Linked DNA regions of Homo sapiens: region 2 is linked to region 1. Evidence: read pairs that join two places in POLR2A ChIA-PET (ENCODE). Cell type or tissue: PC-9. All regions are shown on one strand. Each heading gives the region's core, and the rest is flanking DNA. Links, peaks and the distances in the headings are about the cores only.

The links. Peaks named below come from ENCODE experiments on the same cell type or tissue, not always from the same donor. Only the 100,000 strongest peaks of a DNase experiment are listed, where the experiment ranks them.
Region 2: POLR2A ChIA-PET joins it to region 1 with 10 read pairs; 3 of 35 experiments call an interaction of 5 or more read pairs at or near these places.

The regions. Positions count from the first base shown.
Region 1 is chr1:205,507,237-205,522,706 of GRCh38, reverse strand. The region is part of intron 1 of CDK18 (cyclin dependent kinase 18); the gene reads right to left. Among named protein-coding and RNA genes, the nearest start is that of CDK18, 10 kb to the right of the region's middle. RefSeq lists enhancers at 456-1,281, 4,497-5,196, 6,599-7,299, 10,445-11,059, 12,057-12,604 and 1 more. In PC-9, for the core only: no CTCF peak of the experiment used is centred there; a DNase peak (open chromatin) is centred at 6,566.
Region 2 is chr1:205,409,680-205,417,679 of GRCh38, reverse strand. It overlaps LEMD1 (LEM domain containing 1), which reads left to right. Exons shown (of 6, transcript NM_001199050.2): 4 at 1,384-1,448. Among named protein-coding and RNA genes, the nearest start is that of LEMD1, 8.4 kb to the left of the region's middle. RefSeq lists an enhancer at 6,670-7,170. In PC-9, for the core only: no CTCF peak of the experiment used is centred there; no DNase peak of the experiment used is centred there; H3K27me3 peaks cover 2,440 bases.

The DNA.
Region 1 (15,470 bases), core at 2,342-10,341:
GAAATTTACCAACTTGTGTCCAAGGGCCTGAATGTGTCAACAGCCAATAAATCTTACTGACCAAGGCCCGTAAACTGAATGTCAGCTTGGCCAACACCCTTGGGACATGATTGGGTCCAAACCTCATTTCACCTCTGATACTGACACCTGAAGGTCTCTGCTCTGGCATGCCCCAGGAGGCAAGAGGGGAAAAAGAGGAGGAAGGGAAGAGTGCATCAGAGCTGGCCAGCTGCACCTTCTCTCCAGCTGAAATACAGGAGGTCAGGAGCAGTGGAAGGTCTCAGGGGAAACACGGAAGCTTGCCATTAATAGAGTCGAGCCCTAGGGAAGATGAGGCTTGATCCCTGCAGGCCTCTTCCCATGCCAGAGCCCTCCAAGCAGGCAGGTATCCCCTACCGAGAACACCATGGAGGAGCGGGGTAAGCTGCTCTGCCCACCCCCACGGTCCTGTCCCCAACCATGAAAGCTTTCTTCTTCAGGCTACCCAGCTCCTCGTGCCCTCTGAATTAGAGGATGCCCTGCTGGCCACCCAATGAGACCCATGCAACTGCTTCTTCCTGCAGACCCTCCCTTCTCCCTCCTGCCCTGAAAACCCAGAGCAGCGCTGTCTCACCTCCCCTCCACTTCCCTTCATGGTTTCCTACACGCTCAGTGCAGCCCCCCTCTCATCCTGCTCTGCACACACTGCCCTTGAGGCCTCACAAGGGCTTCCACCCATGCTGGCAAGAAGGCACCAGGGGGTGAGCCCTATGATGGGCCGCCCTGCACCCGCTCCCAGCTGTTACCCATGCACCAGCACCAGGCACAGCCCACTCCTGGAGGATGCTCTCAGCCCTGCGACTGGCCAGCACCTAGTTGCCAAGGCGACCAGGCCCTTCCCGAATCCTCCTGGTTTAAGGGATTATGGGTCAGTAACATGTTGGCTTTGCTTAATGATCACATCCTTCTGTCCTCAGCCAGCCTGGAAAGGGTCCTCTGTCTGGCAGCGCATGCTCCTGGCTGCCCCCAAACACAGCTCAGTGGTGGCCCTCCAGCTGCCCTGATCCTCATGGCTGGGTATGAACAAGCTCTCCTTCATTCCTTTAGCGGGCTGGCACCTTTCAGAGTGGAGGCCTCGGGTCTGCAGTGCTAGGCAGGCCCATCTCTGTCAGTGGGCCCTGAAGTCTCACTCAGTTCCACTGAACAAATGAACTGGCCGGGCATGGTGGCTCATGCCTGTAATCCCAGCACTTTGGGAGGCTGAGGCAGGTGCATTACTTGAGGTCAGGAGTTTGAGACCAGCCTGGCCAACATGGCGAAACCCTGTCTCTACTAAAAATACAAAAAAATTAGCTGGGCATGGTGGTGTGCACCTGTGATCCCAGTTACTTGGGAGGCTGAAGCAGGAGGATTGCTTGAACCCTGGAGGCGGAGGTTGCAGTGAGTGGAGATTGCGCCATTGCACTCCTGCCTGGGCGACAGAGCAAGACTCTGTCTTAAAAAACAAACAAACCAAAAAACTGAGCACCTACTATGCGCCAGCATTGTGCCAGGCATGAGGGTTTCAGAGGCAAGTAAAGGGTGGTCCCCATTCTCAAGAAACTCAGGGGCTGGTGATGCCTCCTTTGATGAGAAGGTAGCTGAAAGCGCTTCCTCTGGCTTCCTTGGCAGAGCCCACCAGCCTTGGACTTTCCTGACTCCCCATCCCTAAACTCCTTCCTGTCAGTCATCTTCAGCCGCTCCTCCGTGGCTCTGTGCAATGTCTCAGGCCTGCTGTCTGCAGGACTCTTGCAGACAGGAAGCTTCCAGAGGGCAGCCACCATGCCTCACACTTGTGTATAGCATTCAGGCCACAGAGATCTAATCTGGAGGCTTCATGATGGTGGCAGGGGGTGTGGGTCCCAGTGACAAGAGGACCCAGACACACCTACCTGGTGACTCCCATTTCCGAGCAAGATAGGAGAGTGGAGATGGCTCCTTGTAAAGATCAATTATTTTCTTTTTTCCTTTTTTCTTTTTTTTTTTTTTGAGATAGAGTCGTGCTCTATCACCCAAGCTGGAGTGCAGTGGCGTGATCTTGGCTCACTGCAACCTCCACCTTCCGGGCTCAAGCGATTCTCATGCCTCAGCCTCCTGAGTAGCTGGGATTACAGGCCCGCGCCACCACACCCGGCTAATTTTTGTGTTTTCAGTAGAGACAGGATTTCGCCATGTTGGCCAGGCTGGTCTCGAACTCCTGACCTCAAGTGATCTGCCCCTCCTCGGCCTCCCAAAGTGCTGGGATTACAGGCATGAGCCACAGCACTCAGCCAATTATTTTCAAAGATAGCTGAACATCAGAATCACCAGGGAGCATTGTAAAAAAATTCAGATTCCTAGGTCTCACCCTGAGATTCTGGAACTGAGGTTCTGAGAATGGTGCCTGGGAAAATGCATTTGAAAAAACATCTCCAATGATGTACACCTGGAGCGGTGACCAGGAAAACATCTAAGGTCCAGGTCAGGGACAATTATCTGCCCAGGCTTCCAGGCCACCCTCCTGTGCTGAGACGGGGGATCCTCAGAGCAGGGAAGGGAAGCAGGAGGCCCCCCACAGGAGAGGAAGTCTCTCTGTCCTGGAAGCCAGTGCATCTCCACCACACCAACTGATGTCCCCAATGTCCCCGTGCTTTGTCATGGTTGTTCTCTGGGGGTGGGGAGAGGCAGGCACTTGGCTCCCTGAGGTCTGAGCTCTGCCAGGAGGGAGACCAGCCACACCCCTTTCTAAAAACAGGGCTTCCCCATAAAACCGTCCTGCAGTCTGGGATTTATGGGATGGCATGTTGGATTTGCGGCTCAGGAATCTACAAGTAGCAACCATAAATCTCACACCCTTGCTCTTGCTTGTAGGGTGAGGGGAGGGGAGCTCATTAAAAGCCTCCGGGAAGGAGGCCCCCCATTTCTGCAAGACAAAAGAGATTCAGCCCTGAGTCACACCTGCTCTCCCTAAGGTTCAGTGAGGAGCAAGGAGCCACCAGCCTGTGCCTGGGGTGGGGAGGACAGTGGGGCTGGGAGCTGGAGGAAGGGTGAGGCCAGAGGCAGCTGACTGGAGCAGGAATGTGGGGCCAAGCAGTGCAGGCGATGGGGACCAGCTGTTCTCCACCCGCAGGACAGGAGCCTGAGAGGAAGTGGCTGTCACAGCAGCAGAAGGGATGGGGGTCAGATGTAGGATGGATTTCCTGATGGAAGGATGGAGGTCAGATGTAGGATGGACTTCCTGATGGAAGGATGGAGGTCAGATGTAGGGTGGACTTCCTGATGGTGACAGGGGAGCAGGCGGTGGGGGTGGTGACCACAGCAGAGTGGATGTCTCTCTCTGCTGGGGACAACCAGGGCATTGAACCCAGCAGGGTCTTGGGTGTGACAGGGCAGACTGGGCAGTGAATAGTCTGTTGTTCCCTAGGTCAAGACACAAGATGCCTCTGTCATTTTTCCCTTGGGAGAGTCAGCTCCTCAGATTTGGGGGTCGAGGGGGAAGGGAGACAGGAAAAAGGCCTGTCACCTTAGTGCTATCTACCCCTCACCCCCAAGTGGGGACAGAAGGGCTCAGTATGACCAGCCTGAGGCCAGCCCGGGGCCAGGCACAGCACAGCCTTTGTCCCCAGACCAAGGAGCCATCTGGGGCTGTCCCCGTGCAATTGGTGCCAGGGGAAGAGGGCGATGAGTGTCCAGGGATACTGGCCCGGCAGTGGGGGGTGGAGGAAGTTGAAGGAGCAGAGTCCCACTGAGGAGCTGCAGGGTGGGCAGGCAGACCCCAGCCAACCTCCCCTCCCACCTCCCTGCCCAGGTAAGTCATAAAGCTCAGCCAGCTCCAGTTGCTTCTTCCCAGGGACACAGCAGCCGGCCCAGAACCTCCTGCTGGTGCCAGAGCCATGGGTGGCACAGAAGGAGGAAGGAGGAGCCAGGCTGGGAAGAAAGCCAGCACTTGCCAGAGGCCACTGTGCCCCCAGTGAGCAGGGCTGGCCTCCCAGAATGTTAGCAGGGGAAGACGCTCACACAGCCTCCATCCCCATCCCTTGCCCAGTGAAGATGCTGAACATCCAAGAGGGGAAATGGCTTGCCCAGAATCACGCAGCAATTTCCTGGTTGTTGCCAAGTGCACAAACGTGACCATATTGCTCCTTTCTTCTCCTACCTGGAGCCCTCCCCGCCCTTGCCCCTTCCCTGTGGCCCAGGCTTGACTGTTTTCTCCTACTCTGAACTGCGTGCCAAACAAACTCAGTTTCAAACTTTGGTGCTACCACTAGCAGGCTATGGAATCGCAATGACGTGATAAAACCCCTCTCACCCCTGGCTCCATTCATTCATTCAACAATTATTGAACACCTGCTGCATGCCAGGCACTGTTGTAGACCCTGAGAATCCACAGATGAATGAAACAGACATTAATTCCTTTCCTAATACTTTCTAACAGGGGTAGGGGGGTGCGGACAATAGACAGAATGAATACACAGTATGATGGATGGTGACAAGTGCAATGATGGGAATTCATGCAGGGAAGAGGGAAGGTGTGGGAAGTGCAGTTGCAAGTTTAAGTAGGGTGGTCAAGAAGGCCTCCCCAAGAAGCAGGTGACATCTCAGGAGAAATCCAGAGTAGGTGTAAGGTGAGGGGGTCAGTCATGCAGGGTCTGGGAGAAGCAGGTCAACAAGGGAACAGCAGGGGCAAAGGTCCTGAGGCAGAAGTAAGTCTGGTTCACTGCAGGACAATGATGTGGCTGGAGAAGATGCTGGATGGGAGTGCGGAGCAGCTGTGTTGGGCCTCGAGGGGTAAGGAGGGTTTGAACGGATGAGTGACATGATCACACTGAGGCTTTAACACGCTGCTGTGTTGAGAACAGACAAGGGGAGCAAGGGGAGAGCAGGGAGCCCGGGCAGGAGGCTGCTGCTGAGGCCCAGGGGAGAGAGCTTGATGGTGGCTGGGACCAGCGGGGGGCAGTGGAGATGGTGAGAAGTGGCTGGATTTGGGCTATATTTTGAAGGTGGAGGCAAAGAGCTCTGCAGATGGATTGTATGTTGTGGGTGAGAAAAGAGTCAAGCATGACTCTGCAGCAGGGTTTTCGCCAAGCAGCCGGAGTGGAGAGATAGAACAGTCACTGGAGGAGACAAGGCATTCTGGGAGTAGTGGTTTCAGTGGGAAGACCAGGAGTTGGATGTTGGGCAGGTGACATTTTCAACGTACAGTGGTATCTGAGCAAACATGCTGGGTGAGCCAACACAACACACCACTGGCACAGGGAAGATGTCCAGCAAAGCTTGGCTCTCCTCTCTCAAGCTACTGCCCAGACAAAAAGAGTCCTCATATAAACTTCATCAAACATCCCTGCAGACTTCCTTATTGCAAGGTGCTTTTGGATCCCAGGATGGAAGAGGGCCAGGAGACAGGGAGCAGGATCATCTCTTGGCAGATGTGAGGGGGAGAAGGGCCAGGGAGGCAGGGTCCCCCCTACTTAGACAACTGCAGGGCCACGCAGGGTGGGGCCCGTGCAAGGCAGGGAACCCCGGCTACTGGCAGACAAGCCCCATCTTCTCTCTTAGGAGGAAAGAAAGCTCCACAGAGCAGGCCAGGCCAGCCCCAGGGCCCCAGTGTCCAGACAGGGCAGATTCCCAGCCCACTGACTGCTGGGACAACCTGTGCCAGGCCACAGACCTAATACCTGCCTTGGGGCTGGACCCCTGAGAGACCTTGACCTGGAGACCATGGAGGTGGAGAAGGAGGTTGACAGAGCATCCCAGGAATCTGGGATGCTGTAGACTGGAGGGCGGGAAAGTCAGCTTCACTTCTCAAGCTCCTGGGGCCAGGACTGGAGTCTTCTCTCAGCAAACCCCTTCAAGAAGCCTCTTTGCCTTCCTCTTGAACAAAGCCCCGATTCCCCAGCCTGCACCCAAAGGCCCTTCAAGATCTGGGGCCCCTTCGTCTCTGGCTTTGCCCCTCTTCATTGCCCCTGCATGCTGTACAAGTCTCTGGGGCCTTCAGGAGCTTCCTGGAACTCACTCCACCCCACCCCCAGGACCACCAGGTGCCCCTCCTTCAATGGGGCGTGACTTTTCACCTGTCTCCCTCATCTGGAGCACGTTGGTCTCTATGCCTGGTGCTGGTGGCATACAGCAGGCATGTGTCTGCTTTACAGGCACATGTGGAGCACCTGCTGTGTTCCAGGCACATGTTAGATGCATCCCCAAGTCCCTCTTTTTGTTTTGTTTGCTTTTCTTTTCAATCTTGGTCTCTGTGGGCCCAGGGGCAGGGGTTGGGGGACGTAACTTGTGGCTGCCCACTTTCTGAAGCCCAGAGGGTCTTCCCTTCAGTCACGAAGGCTGACCACCAGCCAGGATCCCTATGACACCCTATCTCCCAGTCCCTGCCCCTGCCTCGGTCACTCAGCCACTTTGGCCCTTGGGTGAATTTCAAAGAACTAGAGGCCATGGCTGACCAAGTTTGCAGACGTCATGAGCTAGGACCTCAGAGACACTCCCTCCTCCCAGGGAGAACTGTGCCTGCTGGGAGCCTGCAGATACCATCTCTTCCTTCATCCTCCAGCTGACCCTGTTCTGCACAGCTGGAGGCCTTAGTTTCCAGGAGCCTGGGACAAACCTCAGGGGAAGCCAGTCACCCCTTAGCTGCCTGGAGCTGTGGCGGCGTCAGCAGCAGAAGCCTTGGGGCCTCCTCACAACCTTGCCCTGCCCCAGCCTGGATGAGAGAGGCTGCAGGCCTGAAACCTTCAGAGTGGCCAGAAATGAGGATAGCCAGGCCTGCAGTCACCCTGCCAACAAACAGATGCTCTGGACAGTCCCAGAGCTCCAAGAGGATTCCCACAGCCTCTGTTTGGAATGCAGGAAGTAGGCGGGGAAGGCCTTCCGGGAGCAATTTGGGCAAACCTGTTGGATGTCTGCTCAGGAGGCAAAGTGGGGATCAGGGTCGCCCTTGCTCCAGACAAATACGCCATTGTCTCCTAGAGTCTCACTCCAATCAGAAATGTCCTGCAGTGAGGAACACACGGTGTCTAGCCTTGCTCTCCAAAATTCTCTGCAGTTTGGTGTCATGGAAGAAACCCCACTTAGTAGCTGTGACCTGAAAAAACACCCCATGCCTCAGTTTCCTTGCTGCTAATTGAGAATAATACTTGGCCTCCAATCCAACTGCCATCAGCGTCCTAGACTTAACTTTCTCAGCTGCTTTCTGATGATGTCGCTTGCCCATTTAAAATCTTTCAAAGTGGCTAGGCGCGGTGGCTCATGTCTGTAATCCCAGCACTGTGGGAGGTCAAGGTGGGTGGACCACCTGAGGTCGGGAGTTCAAGACCAGACTGGCCAATATGGTGAAACCCTGTCTCTACTAAAAATACAAAAATCAGCTGGGCATGGTGGCACACGCCTGTAATCTCAGCTACTTGGGAGGCTGAGGCAGGAGTATCGCTTGAACCCAGGAGGCAGAGTTTGCGGTGAGCCGAAATGGCGCCACTGCACTCCAGCCTGGGTGTTGCAGCGAGACTCCATCTCAAAAAAAAAAAAAAAAAAAAATCCTTCAAAGCTAACACTGCCTTCAGGAAAAAGTTCAAATTCCAGGGCCTGGCAGACCAGGCTTTTGGATCCCTGTCTTCTTGAGCCTCAGCTCTCACCCCTCCCCAGAAGGTCTGGTTTTATCAAATGTACCTGGCATTCCCAGAGCAAACTCCACTCACACCCCACAGCTTTGCAATCATTTGGCCTGGGATGCCCTTCCTCAATTTTTCCCTCGGTAAAACCACTCCCAAACTCAACTCATGGGTCACTTCCCCTGGGAGACTGTGCATGACCACACCTTCTTCCTCTAGGTAGAATGAGATGCTTCCTCCTTGTCCCTTCCAGAGCAGCCAGCACACACTCATAACTAGACTGTGAGATCCTTCAGGACAAGAATGGGGCCTTAACATTTTTGTTTCCCTGATGCCTTACACAGAGTAAGGAGCCCACCAGGTACTCAGCATTTGTGGAACGAATGAACAAGTGACTGAATGAGGCCATCGAGCCACTGCTTCATGATGACTTGTTTAAACCTCTTTCCTCTACAGATATGGAAACATTAGATCCCTCAAGGACAAAGACTGTATCTTAGTCACCTTTAAGATCCAGGACACACTGCCACGTGCAATAAATGTTGGTGCCTTTCCTTCCACTTTCAGGCAGGCCAGGGACCTGTTTCTAGGTGTATCTTCTCATTAGGCCATCTCCTGTCCTAGTTAGACTTGAGCATGATTGGGGTGGGCCTGGCCCTGTCCTCTTTCTGGGCACACTAGAGTAAGCCTAGACTGTCCAGTCACCCAGCCCCAGACTCCCCGGGGCATGCTTCCTCCTCAGTTTTCTTGGGTTTCAGAGGGAACAGGAATACAGGGATTGGTACCCAAGCAGATGGATGGGGGACTAGGGAGAAACCAACAACGTGCTACTCATCCTGCCATGGGGACCTCTGCATCTCCTCTAGCCCGAAACTCCACTGTCCCCAGCCAGGTGATGGTCCCTCTTCTGTGCTCCCACAGCTTTCTGACATCCCAAGGCAGGGCACTTGGCTCCCTGTCCTGTAACTGTTTACTTGTCATTTCCCTAGTTTGCCTGTGGGCTTTTTAAGGGCAAGCACTGTGGCGTGACTCGTCATTGCACCCCCAGAGCCTGACCCAAAGCCTGAGACAAAGTGAGCCCTCAAATGACCAGCAAATGAAATATGAAAGCTGGACTCGAGGCCTCAGCTGAAACCTGACCCTCTTCCTCTAGCCAGCATGTGGCCCAACAGCAGCGGGAGATGGGCTGAGGCAGTGGGGGCAGTGTCCTGCCCAGCAATTACTCCCCCAGTGAGGTCTGTGGAGGTTTTTGGGCTGGAGGCACCATCCTACAGTGAGGGGTGGACTGGAATGAGAAGAACCCGAATGAGAAGTTCCTCCTGCAACATGCATTGAGCTAGGGCCTCCAGGGCTGTGGGGAAGGGGTTCGGAGGGGCTTGTGGCCCTCTTCCTGGCTCTATCACTCAGGGAAGATTCTCAGAGCCTTGTAGGGCAGGTGCACTACTCAGGCTCAGATGTTGGCCTTGACCCCTACAGATGACCCTTTCTGACCCCACACGACCTCCTATCTAGCCCCTCTGTGTGGCTCCACTTCAGTCCTACTGATGTCCACCCTGCTGCTCTCTGGCTTCCTGAGGCTTAAGGAATAGAGGTGCATATTGCATCTTCTGGTATTTTCCTTTTGACCTTTTTTGGGGGCCCAGCTAAAGCTGGTCTGCACTCTCTGAGGAGGCTCAGGATGTCCAAGTGATAAGATGGGACAAGGAGCCCTTCTGTCAGTTCTGGTCCTGGGCGTACAGAACATCCCAGATCAGAGACCAGAGCAAGGGGCAAGGGCCAGGATAGGCCTGGCCTCCATCTCCCCCATCCTCCTGCCTCCAGAGAAAGCCCGCCTTACTCTCCCAGCCAGAGGAGCCCTCTCTGCTCCTTTTATCAGCCCTCTTTAAAGACACTCAAGGAAGGTCCTTCCCCAACTGTCCTGTGTTTTTGAGATCCCAAAGTCTGGAACCTTTCCTTAGGTCTTCCTTAAATACCAGAGGAAACAGCTTGTTTCCTCTCCACTTGCTCTGGCACAGAAACTGGTGCCTACCATCTTTTACACAATAAATTGGAGAAGAAAAGAAGAGTGTTGAGTTCACCCACCCAATAGCCCTCTCTCAGCCAGATATCCCGTGTCCAGCTCTCCTGCTGGCCTGTCATGGGACCTTCAGTCCTGTCTCTGGGTTTCTCTCCATGCCCAACTTTGGCAACAGAACTGCAGGGGCCTTTGAGCCTGGCATCCCTGGGGACCTCTCAGTCTCAGGAGGGGGAGGGAATGGGGAGGATTTCCCAGCATCTCTAAACCATATTCCTATTTATACTCCACCCCCACCAGCTGGCCCACGCCGCCCAGTGCCCACATTCTGACAAGAACCCCTGGCTGGTCGTCTCCAACTTTCCTCATTCCAATCTGAGAGACTAGCTTAAAAAAAGCAGCTTCATGTCACCGCCAAGAACTCCACTGGGCTCCTCTGACCAGCTCCCAGCTTCTGGTCACTTGGATTGCCCCGCCTCTCCCTCCTCACACTCCGCATGGCCTCCCTCCCACCAGGCTGGGCCCAGGAGGCCTCCTTGGCCTGCATGGCCTCCCCCAGGCCTCTGAACATCTCATAGTTGTTCAACTGTTCTCTAAATGTCTTTTATCAGTGTCACTCACTCACCAGGGTTCAGCCTCCTCAAAGTCACTCACTCATTTCACAAGCACCTGCTCAGCGCCAGGCACTGTCCTGGGCCCTGGGCCTCGGATTCCACTCCCTTTGGCTGCCTGGGTCTCCTCCTGCTTCTTCCTTCCTCCCGGGTCTGGTGGACTTACTTCCTCTACCTGTCCCTTGAATGTCAACACTCCCACAATTCTCTCTTTGGCCCTTTGCTCTTCCTCTCTGGGCATGCTTCCTGGGTGACCTCATCCCCTCCCGAAGTGGAAACCACCACCCGCGTGCTGATGACTCCAGATCTGTAGCCCTGGCCCCACCAAGCCCCTCAGCTCCAGATGCTTGGGTGCAGCTGCCTTCTGGGCACCCTGCCTGTGTGTCCCCCAAGGGTTCAGTTAGAGGTATGTGTGTGTGTGTTTTCTTTTGGAGACGGAGTCACCCAGGCTGGAGTGCAGTGGCGTGATCTTGGCTCAGTGCAACTTCTGTCTCCCGGGTTCAAGCAATTCTCCTGCCTCAGCCTCCCAAGTAGCTGGGACTACAAGCGCACGACACCACACCCAGCTAATTTTTTGTATTTTAGTAGAGATGGGGTTTCACCATGTTACCCAGGCTAGTCTCAAACTCCTGAACTCAGGTAATCCGCCCGCCTCGGCCTCCCAAAGTGCTAGGATTATAGGTGTGAGCCACCGCACCTGGCCAAGATGTGTTTTTAAGTGAAGAGGACAGATGTGTACAGTTTGTAAAAGCTGTACGTATGCAGGATATACACATGTGTCACAGGCATGCACATATAAACACAGCACACTGTTAGATAACCCAGAAGGTGGTAAGTCAAAACACCAGCAGTAGTTATTCCTGGGTGATAGAATTATGGGTGATTTTAATGTCTTCTTTTTGCTTATCTGCATCTTCTAATATTTCCATAATGAACATTTATTGCTTACATAAGAAGAAAATAGCAACACTTCTTTTTAAATGAAAAGAAAGTACTTTTAGATTGAGATCCTGGAGCAGTTTAGTGCAAGGCCTGGAGAGAACTATGATTATCTTGAGCAGGGGTCAGCAAACCTTTTCTGTAAGAGGCCAGACAGCCACTATTTTAGGCTTTGCGGGCCATCGTCTCTGTCGCCACTCTGCCACTCTGCCTTTGCAGCACAAAAGCACCCACAGGCAAGATGTAAATGAATGAGTTTGGCCTCACACCAGTAAAACTTTACTATGAACACTAACATTTGAATTTTATAAAATGTTTAAGGGTCACAAAACTTTATTTTCTTCTTTTGACTTTTTACCGACTGCTTAAAAATGTAAAAATCATTCTTAGCTCATGGGCCATACAAAAACTGTCGGGACTTGGCCAAGAGCCATGGTTTGCCAACCCCTAGCCTTGAGCATCCAGTGCCTGTGTAGTGTTTGAATCCAGCATCCATTTCTTTGCGAGGTAGTTGTTCTCCTCCTAATTGACAGGGCTGAGGCATTCCAGGATTTCCTTGCCCATCTCAGCATGGCAGGGACCAGGTACCCAGCCATCAGCTGGGGCAAGCCCCTGGCTCTACAGTTTGGAGGAACAGGAGGCTGAGCCCCTCTTGGGACCCCAGCACACAGCTCACCTTGTTAGCAGGACAGGCAAAAGTCGGAGCCTCAGACCAGCAGCCTCAGAGGGGCCTTTGGAAATCCCCTGGTCTGCACCCTCATGTTTCAGGCAAAGAAGGCAAGACTCAGAAAGGTGAGCGATCTGCCCGAGGCCACTGAGGGTGACAGGGCAGAGCTGGGACCACACTTTGGGCTTCTGACTTTGTGCAGGGTTGGAAGGGACTGCATGGGCCTGCGTAGAGATGGCACTCCCTTTATTGGTCACCACAGCCAAGAAAGTCACAGCATCCCCAAGGGCCACCTTCCTTGGGAAGGAGCCATGCCAGGTTTGGCACCCACACAGAACATGGCACCCAGCCCAGCCACGGCAGGGGATGCTGCCAGCTGGGCTCCACGGCAGGATCAGGGAGGGGCTCTGTGACCCCTTTCCTGGGCTCATCCCATGTTGCAGGCAGAGTTTGGGAGCCAGTGCTGCTTTGTCAAGAGTGATGCCCTCTAGCATAACACCTACCGCCCACCTGCTTCCAGGCAGTGGGTCCTGCCAGGATGTGGGAAGGACAGCCCTGTCACCTCCTGGGCTGGTCACCCCGCAGCCCAGGGTGCTGGGTGGCTGGGGCCAGAGAAGAGAAGAAGGTCTGGTTCCTGAGGAGACTCCCCAGGCAGAAAAGGGCAGGCTTCTTTAGGGAAGCAAGGTGTGAGGGCAGTAATCATTCTGGAGCTCTGAATTTCCCTCGATAATGATAAGATGGGGAACAGTGTTCAGAGTGAGGGAGGGTAGAAATTTTTTTTTTTTTTTTGAGACAAAGTCTTGCTCTGTCACCCAGTCTGGAGTGCAGTGGTACAATCCTGGCTCACTGCAACCTCTGCCTCCCTTGTTCAAGCGATTCTCGTGCCTCAGCCTCTGGAGTAGCTGGGATTACAGGTGCCTGCCACCATGCCTGGCTAATTTTTGTATTTTTAGTAGAGATGGGGTTTCGCCATGTTGGCCAGGCTGGTCTTGAACTCCTGACCTCAGGTGATCCACCTACCTCGGCCTCCCAAAGTTCTGGGATTACAGGTGTGAGCCTCTGTGCCTGGCCAGAAACATTTTAAGAATAGAGTTCTCTTCCCAATTTGGGGGCTGATCCCTGATGTTTGCAGGGACCCTGATTTCAGAAAAAAATATCAAGTGGGGCCAAAGGCACTGAGAACTACCAAATGTAGCCCATTAACTCTGCCACCACCCCTTGATAATGACATCAGGTAAAGCAAAGAGCTACTAGGTGGACATTATCTCACTGGAGTCCTCGCAATCACATGAGATAATAGTATTATCCTCCTATTTTATAAATGAGGAAACTGAAACCTGGGTGAGCAAATTACTTAACCTAAGGCAACCAGTTACTGAGTGGAAGAGGCAGAATCTGAACTGACCCCAAAGTCCATAAATTGCCTCCACCCATGGTGGACAGGAGACATACACTCAACATATAAATAATGATGAGTGCACCAGCCAGCCATTATTGGGTCATCTTGTCTATCCCGACTCCACCATTTCTAGGGAAGACTTTTATTTAATGGTGGGGGTAGGGAGGCTCAGAGGGTGGGACCATTATCAAGAGCTCCAGGAAAGAGGATCTCATCATAGTCCTTTCAAAAGTTCTGGCCCATGTCTCCCAGAGCAAGGTGTCCAGTCTCTTCAGGGTTACTCATGCTGTCAGGGAGCTTTGCTTCAAGACCCGTTTTTTGTTTTGTTTTGTTTTGTTTCTCGCCCAGGCTGGAGTGCAGTGGTGCGACCTCGGCTCACTGCAACCTCCACCTCCTGGGTTCAAGCGATCCTCCTACCTCAGCCTCCCGAGTAGCTGGGATTACAGGCACACGCCACCATGCCTAGCTAATTTTTGTATTTTTAGGAGAAACAGGGTTTCATCATGTTGGCCAGGCTGGTCTCAAACTCCTGGCCTCAAGTGATCCACCCGCCTTGGCCTTCCAAAGTGCTGGGATTACAGGCATGAGCCACCACACCCGGCCTAAGACCCTTTTCAATTTTTTTTTTGACAAGTTCTTGTTCTGTTGCCCAGGCTGGAGTGCAGTGATGCAATCATGGATCACTGCAGCCTCAACCTCCTAGGCTCAAGCGATCCTCCCCTCTCAGCCTCCCGAGTAGCTGGGACTACAGGCGCGTGCCACCACACCTGGCTAATTTTTGTATTTTTTTAGAGATGGGGTCTTGCCATGTTGCCCAGTCTGGTTTCGACCTCCTGGGCTCAAGCAATCCGCCCACCTCCCTTTTCAGTTTAAAACCAAACCTCACACTTGCCTCACTACCCCTCCTCCTCTGCAGATGTAGCTGTGGAGATTCTAGGAGCAGATGGGCTCTCTTTCAGACAGGAGGTCTGGCGGAGATGCGCCCACGGCTTTTCCTCTTCCAGACTTGCTGCTGAACCACTGGCCAGCTCCAGCCAGGCCCAGCTACCAGCTCTGTAGTGATCCTGGATCCCAGACCCTTGGCCTGAGCTGTTGTGAGCCCAGCCTGTGTGTGCATGTGCATGCAGCTGTGTGTGTGTAAGCAGCTGTGGGAGCCAGGACAAGATTAACCTTGGTCTGCTCCCACCCCCTGGATGTGGGAAAGTGCCCACTCAGCAGGGAATGCCTGGAGGGCAAAGGTGAAAAGTCCAGGGAAGGGGACGTAAGGGGTTATGGTGGGACACAGAGCCGAGGAAGAGAAATGTGACTTATTGCCAAAGGTGGGCTAATCAGGTGGGCCTGGAACCAGGCCAGCCACTCACCCTGAACAACAGAGCAGAACAGGGACTGCAATTAATTAAGTACCAGGGGAGGGTCCTCCTACCTCAGGGAAAGAAGGCGCTGCCAGAGGGCCCTCAGAGCAAGAGACTGCTGCCTCTCCAGCTCCCAGTGCCTGCCTCATTCATAACTGCCAGAAGGTAGGGCCCCCACAGCACAGATTCCTGGCCCCTCCTGGAAGATTTCCATCCAACCCATTCCCCTACCACCACCACCATTCTCTTACACAGAGCCCTCCTCCCTAACCTGGAAGAGCAGTAAAGATTCTGTCTAACTAAGGGCTTGGCCTGATGGGGCTGGGAAAATCTACCTTGGTCTCTAGACCAGCCCTGGTGCAATCACCAGGAAATTCCCTTTCCAAACAAGCACCACCAACCACTATAGCTACCAGTTATTTAGTCTCTGCTACATGCCAGGCACTGTGCATTATTTTTTTTTTTTTTTTTTTTTTTTTTTTTTGAGACGGAGTCTCGCTCTGTCGCCCAGGCTGGAGTACAGCGGTGCAATCTCGGCTCACTACAACCTCCGCCTCCCGGGTTCACGCCATTCTCCTGCCTCAGCCTCCCGAGTAGCTACAGGCACCTGCCACCACGCCTGACTAATTTTGTGCTTTTTTTTTTTTTTCAGTAGAGATGGGGTTTCACCATGTTAGCCAGGATGGTCTCGATCTCCTGACCTCGTGATCCGTCCACCTCGGCCTCCCAAAGTGCTGGGATTACAGGCGTGAGCCACCGCACCCAGCCTAAATCTTATAACAGCCCTCTATTATGATCCTCATTTTACAGATGAGGGAACGGATGCTGGGAGAAATTCACGAGTGTGCTAGTGAGGGGAAGGTCACATAGCTACTATATGC
Region 2 (8,000 bases), core at 1-8,000, 100 kb after region 1:
CGCTGGCCTCACTTGAAAAGGATGGCAAGGTTTAGGGATAAACTTCACTGGCCCTTGAGCAGGCAGTTAGCACGGGGGTGCCTCAGGGAAAGTGGCTACCCCAGGCCTCTCCTGGTTGTAGATTGTGTTCAGAGTCCTGTCCCAGATCCAAGCCTGCTTCTGTTTCCTGCCCTGGGGAGGGGCTCAAGAGACCAAACCAACACTCTGGTGAAAAGCAATGCCAGGTTGAAGATTTCAGAACTGTTCACGACTTCCCAGGACTTCGGGTTAAAGCTACAAAACCAAGCTGTTGTGGTCTCAGTCCCCGCCGTCCTGGGTCCCAGCATGTAGCCCTCTACAGAAGTGCGTTGATGCTAGGGCTAGGAGAAAATTGGTCCTTCTGTTTATAAGGTTTGCCACTGCTTTAGATAGTGCCTACCTGATCTAAGCCAACTACGGGCCATCAGGTCGAGGTGGAAGCGTTGATTCAGTCCTACCCTTGTAATGCAATTCTGTGGTTGCCACAAGTAGCAAACCTGGTTCTCCAAGTTAGGTTTGAACCATACATTTGAATTTGCTCATTGGAAAAGTCTCATAGCCACTGGTACCATTAGAGTGGAGGAGTTGTAATGAACTGGACGGGGGTATCCTGTGGACTTAGCCTTCTCCTTTCATGGAAACACCTAGTCCTGGAATGGGCTTGTAGTGGCGGTGGAGGTGCAGGGAGTCCTAGACCTGAGGCTGAGTATGAGGTCATCCAAACAATCAGTGGGTTTGATTTTTCTCATTTTCACTAACTGACTGTCTTGTCAGTGGGGAGACACAGCTTTAATTATCTAACTGCTTTCAAACTTTCCAAATATTTTTGACTTGGAGAGCTCATTTAAAATGGATGTGCAACTCCACCATTCCTCTAGGTTTATCAAAATGCTTCTTTGCAGGCTAATTAACAACATCCTTTTCCGTCCCTAGCAGTTCCCCCAATTTTAAAGGCTTTTAGCACAGGTCTGGCCTTGCCTTCCCTGGGTGCCTTTTTGGATCCAGAAGGAGAAAATCCTCCCTTCCTATCTTGGCATTCAGGGATGCATGGGGCTTACAGCTGGTTCAAAGGGACAATGACTAGACTGCAAACAGCTGCCCAGATGGGCAGCCAGCTTGTGTATTTCTCTTGGAGGCATGCAAATATGACAGGCCTTATTCCCAGAGGAAGGCCTAAGTCTGTTTCACAAAGGCTGCTCCAGCTCAGGAGAAATGTTCTCTTCCGTCAGAAGAGCCACGTGAATTTTCATCCCCTTGCAAAAATGTCCTCTAATTGAGAGAATTCACCCTGGTGATTGATGTTTATTCCCTTTGCTAGCTCAAATGTTCTCATGGCCTATTTTCCTTTTGTTTCCCATGATCCAGAGCTTAATATCATTTTGCAAGGAAATATCATACTCTCAACAGAAAAAAGCAAGAAACTCAAAAAAGTATGTACCATTCTAATGCCTGAATACTTATACCCATATATTAAAAACAGGGAGTAGCTCTGTTCATCTGTATTAAGAAAGGGGATAGCAAGTCACTACATTCTGTTATAGTGGTAAAATCCTAGTTTAAAGAGGATCATTTTAATGCAGATTTCTGTATGATGAAAAAATTTCCATGATCTAGCAGAGGACCCAGAATGACAGGGTCCCTCCTGCCCCTTCTTAAAAAAGCCACCACTCTGCTTTCCCCAGCTGTCACGCCCCCTCCCCATTTTCACTATCTGTTGTCTACATTCACATATAGCACTTAGCTTGGTTCTGGGCCCACAGTGAACATAGAATAAATGTGAGTTTCCATCCCGTTCGCTTTTCTAGCCCCTAACATCTGGCTTCTACCCCCAGCACCGTATTGAAGCACACGGCCAAATGTGTGAGGGTTACAGGTTTTGGGGTGAGGCCTAACTGGCTTAGGATTTCTGCCCTCAGCTTCCTGGAAGCGTGATTTTGGGGAAGTCAGTGAACAGATCTAAGCCTCCTAGCACAGTTTAACAGCAGTGCCTACCTCACAGGGTGGATGCGAAGTTAAAGGCAGGAAAATCTCTGAGCATCAAACACAGCCCATAACTAGTGCTTAATAATGAACTCCAAGGTGCCAACTCTAGTGACTTTTTCTGTCTTTTGACCTCTGACCATTTTTATTTGGAGATGCCTGCCTTCTTAGATTTCAGAATTCTGCCACTCTTTGGTTCTTGGTTCTGTATCTCTGTTTCTATTCTGACTTTTTGTCTTCCTCTTGGCCCCTGATGTGCCTGTGCCTGAGACCTCCTCCTTCAGCCTCTGCTCAGTGTGATTCCCTCACCCCCTCTTTGCGGCGTCCCCACACACGCTTCTCTCCTGAGGCACAGGTCTGCATATCCAACTGCCTACTGGGAAGTGCCTCCCTTTTCCTTCTCTTTCCCTTCCTTCCTCGCTTCTTCCTGCATTCATTTGACAAATGGTTACCTAACTTCATGAACATTTTGTGGGTTACACAGACGTGTTCATGCTTCTCCCCATGGTTATCCCCCTGTACCTCAGGCTCAGGTGTCCAGGAATGACCATGCACATTTCAGCCCACCCTAAACCTGCATCTGCGGCCTGGGTTTATCCTGATGTTTCCACAACCTCCCCACTGTCCAGGCTCAAAGCCTTGGAGTTACTGGACTGCCCCCTCCCTGCAGCTCTTCACATACAAAGAGCTGCCAAGTCTTAGGGATCTGAATGATGTTAAAAAATCCATCCCTTCTGTCTCTTCCCCCTGCTGCTATCCTAGCTTGCACCCACATTACTTATTTATTTATTTTAGAGACAGGGTCTCATTCTGTTACCCAGGCTGGAGTGCAGTGGCACCATGATATCTCACTGTAATCTCGAACTCCTGGGCTCAAGCAATACTCCTCCCTCAGCCTCCCAAGTAGCTAGGACTACAGGTACACTCCACCACACCTGGGTAACTGAAAAACAATTCTGGCCGGGCATGGTGGCTTACTCCTGTAATCCCAGCACTTTAGGAGGCCAAGGTGGAAGGATTGCCTGAGCTCAAGAGTTCAAGACTCAGCCTGGGCAACCTAGGGAGACCATGTCTCTACAAAATAAAAAAACTGGCTGGGTGTGGTGGTGCACACCTGTGATCCCAGCTACTTGGGGGGCTGAGGTGGGAGGACTGCTTGAGCCTGGGAGGTTGAGGCTGCAGTGAGCCATGATCACACCACTACACTCCAGCCTGGGCAATAGCATGAGACCCCATCTCAAAAAAAACTTTTTTTTTTTTTGTAGAGACAGGGGTCTCACGCTGTCGCCCAGGCTGGTCTCGAACTCTTGGCCTCGAGTGATCCTCTTGCCTTGGCCTCTCAAAGCACTGGGATTACAGGCATCAGCCACCTTGCCCGGCCTCCATATTATTATTTTATTTGAACAATTGCAAAATCCTCCTGTGTTTGCCTCTAACTTTTCCCAATTCCAGTTCAGATCTACAAGCAGAGATTTAATCATGTTACTGACTTGTCCAGAGACTTTCAAAACAAGATGCAAACTTGCTATACACCATGAGTCAACTCCAGTATCTCCTGTAACCTCATCTCCCTCATCATCCAACCCAACAAATTCTTACCTTGTTTCTGCACCTCTCACACTGTCTTCCCATGAACCATTACTTCAACTGTTCTTTATGCCTGAAATTCTTTTCACTCTTCTCACCCCCTACCACATTTTTCTTCCTGTTAAAACCCTGTGATCTTTTAAGGAATATCTCAATGGCCACTTCTGTGAGTCCTTTTAAAATGGCATTAAGATGGGTGGATCACTTGAGGCCAGGAGTTCGAGACCAGTCTGGCTAACATGGCGAAACCCTGTCTCTACTAAAAATACAAAAAATTATCTGGGCATGGTGGCATGTGTCTGTTGTCCCAGCTACTCAGGAGGCTAAGGCACAAGAATCACTTGAACTCGGGAGGCAGAGGTTGCAATGAGCCGAGATTGTGCAGCTACACTCCAGCTTGGGTGACAGAGTGAGAGGAGACTCTCAAAAAAAAAAAAAATGGCATTTTATCCTGGGCAACATAGCAACACCTCATATCTCCAAAAAAAAAAAAAAAAAAAAAAAAAAGTTGGGCATGGTGACACGCACATGTCATCCCAGCTATTCAGGAGGCTGAGGTAGGAGGCTGGCTTGAGCCCAGGAGTTTGAGACCAGCCTGGGAAAGATGGTGACACCTCATCTCTACAAAAATTGTAAAAATTAACTGTACATGGTGATGCGCACCTGTGGTCCCAGCTACTCAGGAGGCTGAGGTAGGAGAATCTCTTGAGGCTTGGGATGTCGAGGCTGCAGTAAGCCATGATGACACCACTGCACTCTAGCCTGGGTGACAGAGCGAGACCCTGTCTCAAAAAAATAATAAAAATTAAAATAAAAAATAAAATGATATTTTATCCTCATTTAGTAGCTATCACAGGGTCTTGCACATAGTAGGAGTTCAAAGCTCACCTCACCAAATCTACCAAACAGCTCCAATGGCAAAAAGGTTAGTTTGCAAATATGGTCTGGTATTTAAACTAGTTGCTAAGTTTAAACAAATGAAAAGAAATCTTCAAGTAAACATTGCCATGTATGCTATAGCTTCAGCTTCCCGTTTAAACATAGTTCAAATTTGATGAAGTAATTCTGATATCATACCAAAATTTCTAAAAGTATATTTTAACTTCCAAATAGCTCATTAAAGGAATCCTTTCCATTCGGTAAACCTCAGTTCTGCAGAAAACCCTTTAATATAGTTCCTGCAAAGATGCTGCAGCAGAAAAAGCAACCTGAGTATGGCAAATGCATCAGCTAGGACCAGTGGCCTTCGGTCTCCACTTTACATAAACCTGAAATAAAACCACATCGATATTTTGAATTGGCAATAGAATTAAATAGGAAGTTTGCGATGGCATAAAATGTTTTGATTTGAAGGATTTATATAAGCCATTTTCATTCTCAGAAGGGCCTCAAGACATCTGTTCATCCTTAAATCTGAAAGGAAATGTAAATAAGCATTCACATTTCCATGTAAAAGGTGGTAGAAGGTGTATTTATTGAGACACTTGTCTAACACTGTAGACTTTAATTACTTAAGAGCATTTGTTTGTACCTAACAGTCTTCTGAGTGCCTAGATAGGTAGTATTTGCATTTCTTTGAAATACCACATTTTCCTCTCATTTTTAGTTGTTTTCTAGTGGAATGCAAGCCACTTAGAGATATGGAATATGCAGTTTCTGGACTCTTTTTAACACTGTATGTGTCTGCTTTATCAAATCACATATGCAGCCCATTGGATTTGGTCGTTAAAAACACTCATTAAGCCAGGTCAAATTTTTTTTTTTAATTGGGGATTTTTTCCATCAGAAAGACACTAGGCACAGCTTATGTTACCAATAACGGAGTGGGACATTAAGTCAGTATGTGTAACTCAGTCTCTAAGTGCCCTTCTACCAAACGGGAAAATGGGATTTGGGGTTGATTGGTAGGGAGGCAGAGTAATCTACAATGTCAAGCTACATAAAATGGGCTTTGAGTAAGGTGGCCGTATAATTTATCATCCTGACCAGTATGCTTTTGAAAAAGGACACTAACCTGAAGGGATGCTGGAACAATAGGAGTAAACTGGGACTATCTTGGGCAAATAGGGGCAAATGGTCCTGGGTTTGGGAGCGGTTCCAAGGTTGGAAGTGTTTATATCTGTGTCCCATCTTCAGAGGGCTGCTGCATCCAACAACCAGAGGGCAGCTGGCCCTGGGAGGTGTGTACTTCTGAGCCCTCCTGGGCCACCTGGGTGTTTCTTTACCCTCTCCCAAGCACAACATGCTCGTCCCTGCCAGAATCTCAGTTTACTCTGTTCTCCCAGCCTGCATGCTCTCTTCTCATCTTCCCACCCATCCTGCACATTCTGTGGGTCTGGGCCCAAGAATCAGTCTTTCTTTTCTTTTCTTTCTTTCTCTTTCTTTCTTTCTTCCTTTTTCTTTCTTTCTTTCTTTCTTTCTTTTCTTTCTTTCTTTCTTTCCTTTCTTTCTCTTTTCCTTCCTTCCTTCCTTCTTTCCTTCTTTCCTTCCTACCTTCCTTCCTTCCTTTCCTCTCTCCTTCTTTCTTTTTTTTTTTTTTGAGACGGAGTCTCACTCTGTGGCCTAGGCTGGAGTGCAGTGGCACAATCTTGGCTCACTGCAAGCTCCGCCTCCCGGGTTCACGCCATTCTCCTGCCTCTGCCTCTCCGGGTAGCTGGGACTACATGCGCCCGCCACCACGCCCGGCTAAATTTTTGTATTTTTAGTAGAGAAGGGGTTTCATCGTGGTCTTGATCTCCTGACCTCGTGATCCGCCCGCCTCGGCCTCCCAAAGTGCTGGGATTACAGGCGTGAGCCACTGCGCCTGGCCCTCTCTTTCTTTCTTCTTTCTTTTTCCTTCCTTCCTTCCTTCCTTTCCCTCCCTCCCTCCTTCCTTCCTTTCTTTCTTTCTTCCTTCCTTCCTTCCTTTCCTTCTTTCCTTCTTTCTCTCTCTCTTTCTTCTTTCTTTTTCCTTCCTTCCTTTCTTTCCCTCCCTCCCTCCTTCCTTTCTTTCTTTTTTCTTTCTTCTTTTTCCTTCATTTCTTTCTTTCCCTCTCTCCCTTCCTGCCTTCCTTCCTTCTTTCCCTTCCTTCCTTCCTCTCTCCCTCCCTCCTTTTCTTTTCTTTCCTTCCTTCCTTTCTTTCCTTCTTTCTTTCTCTATTTCTTCCTTTCCCTTCCTTTCTTTCTCTTTTCTTTCCTGTCCTTCCTTCCTTCCTTCCTTTGCTTTCTTTTCTTTTCTTTCTTTCCTTTCTCACGGAGACTCATTCTGTTGCCCAGGCTGGAGTGCAGTGGCATCATCATAATTCACTGCAGCCTTGACCTCCTTGAGCTCAAGTTAACCTCTGGCCTCAGCCTCCCAAGTAGCTGGGACTACAGGCACGGGGCACCATGCCTCGCTACTTTTTCATTCAGTCTCCACCCCACCCCTGCCCAGGAGTTTTTGCCGCAGGCTGTAAAATGTTGAAGGTGAAAACCCATAATTTGACTCCTCTGCATTGAATTCCATGCCAGGCATTTGGGGGTGGGGCAGGGACTTACTCAGTCCCTGTTGGCTGAACTGAAAGGAGCTTTCCTCTACTGATGTTGATGATCTTTCTCTTTCTGACTTCCTATTCTGTACCATATACGTTGTCTCTTAGATGTACCTTGATGTAGTCTCTTGAGAGATGATGCTTAGATCATTGTGAATGGATGACCATTCAGGGAATGGTTGCAACAGAGTTTCCACCCCTGGATCTCAGCCTGTGAGTCAATAACTATTTATTGAATACAGGACATTGTGCTAGATTTTCTTGAGGAAGAATATAAGTGCAGAAAAAGGCATAGATCCTATCATGAAGAAACTTGAAAATGAGCTCTGGAAACAAAGAATATGGGTATCAAAAATATGGATTCTGCCAGGTGTGGTGGCTCATGCTTGTAATATTGGCACTTTGGGAGGCTGAGGCAGGAGGATCACTTGAGCCCAGGAGTGCAAGACCAGTTTGGGCAACATGACAAGAACCCATCTCTACAAGAAAAATAAAAATAAATTAACTGGGGGCTGGGCACGGTGGCTCACGCCTGTAATCCCAGCACTTTGGGAGGCCGAGGTGGGTAGATCACCTGAGGTCAGGAGTTCAAGACCAACCATGGCCAACATGGTGAAACTCCATCTCTACTAAAAATACAAAAAAATTAGCTGGGCGTGGTGGTGCATGCCTGTAATCCCAGATACTCCAGAGGCTGAGGCAGGAGAATCACTTGAACCCAGGAGGTGGAGGTTGCAGTGAGCTGAGATAGTGCCATTGCCCTCCAGCCTGGGCAACAAGCGCAAAACTCTGTCTCAAAAAAAAAAAAAAATTAATTAACTGGGCATAGTGGCACGCATGCTTGTGGTCCCAAGCTACTCAGGAGGCTGAGGCAGGAGGATTGCTTGAGCTTAGGAGGTTGAGGCT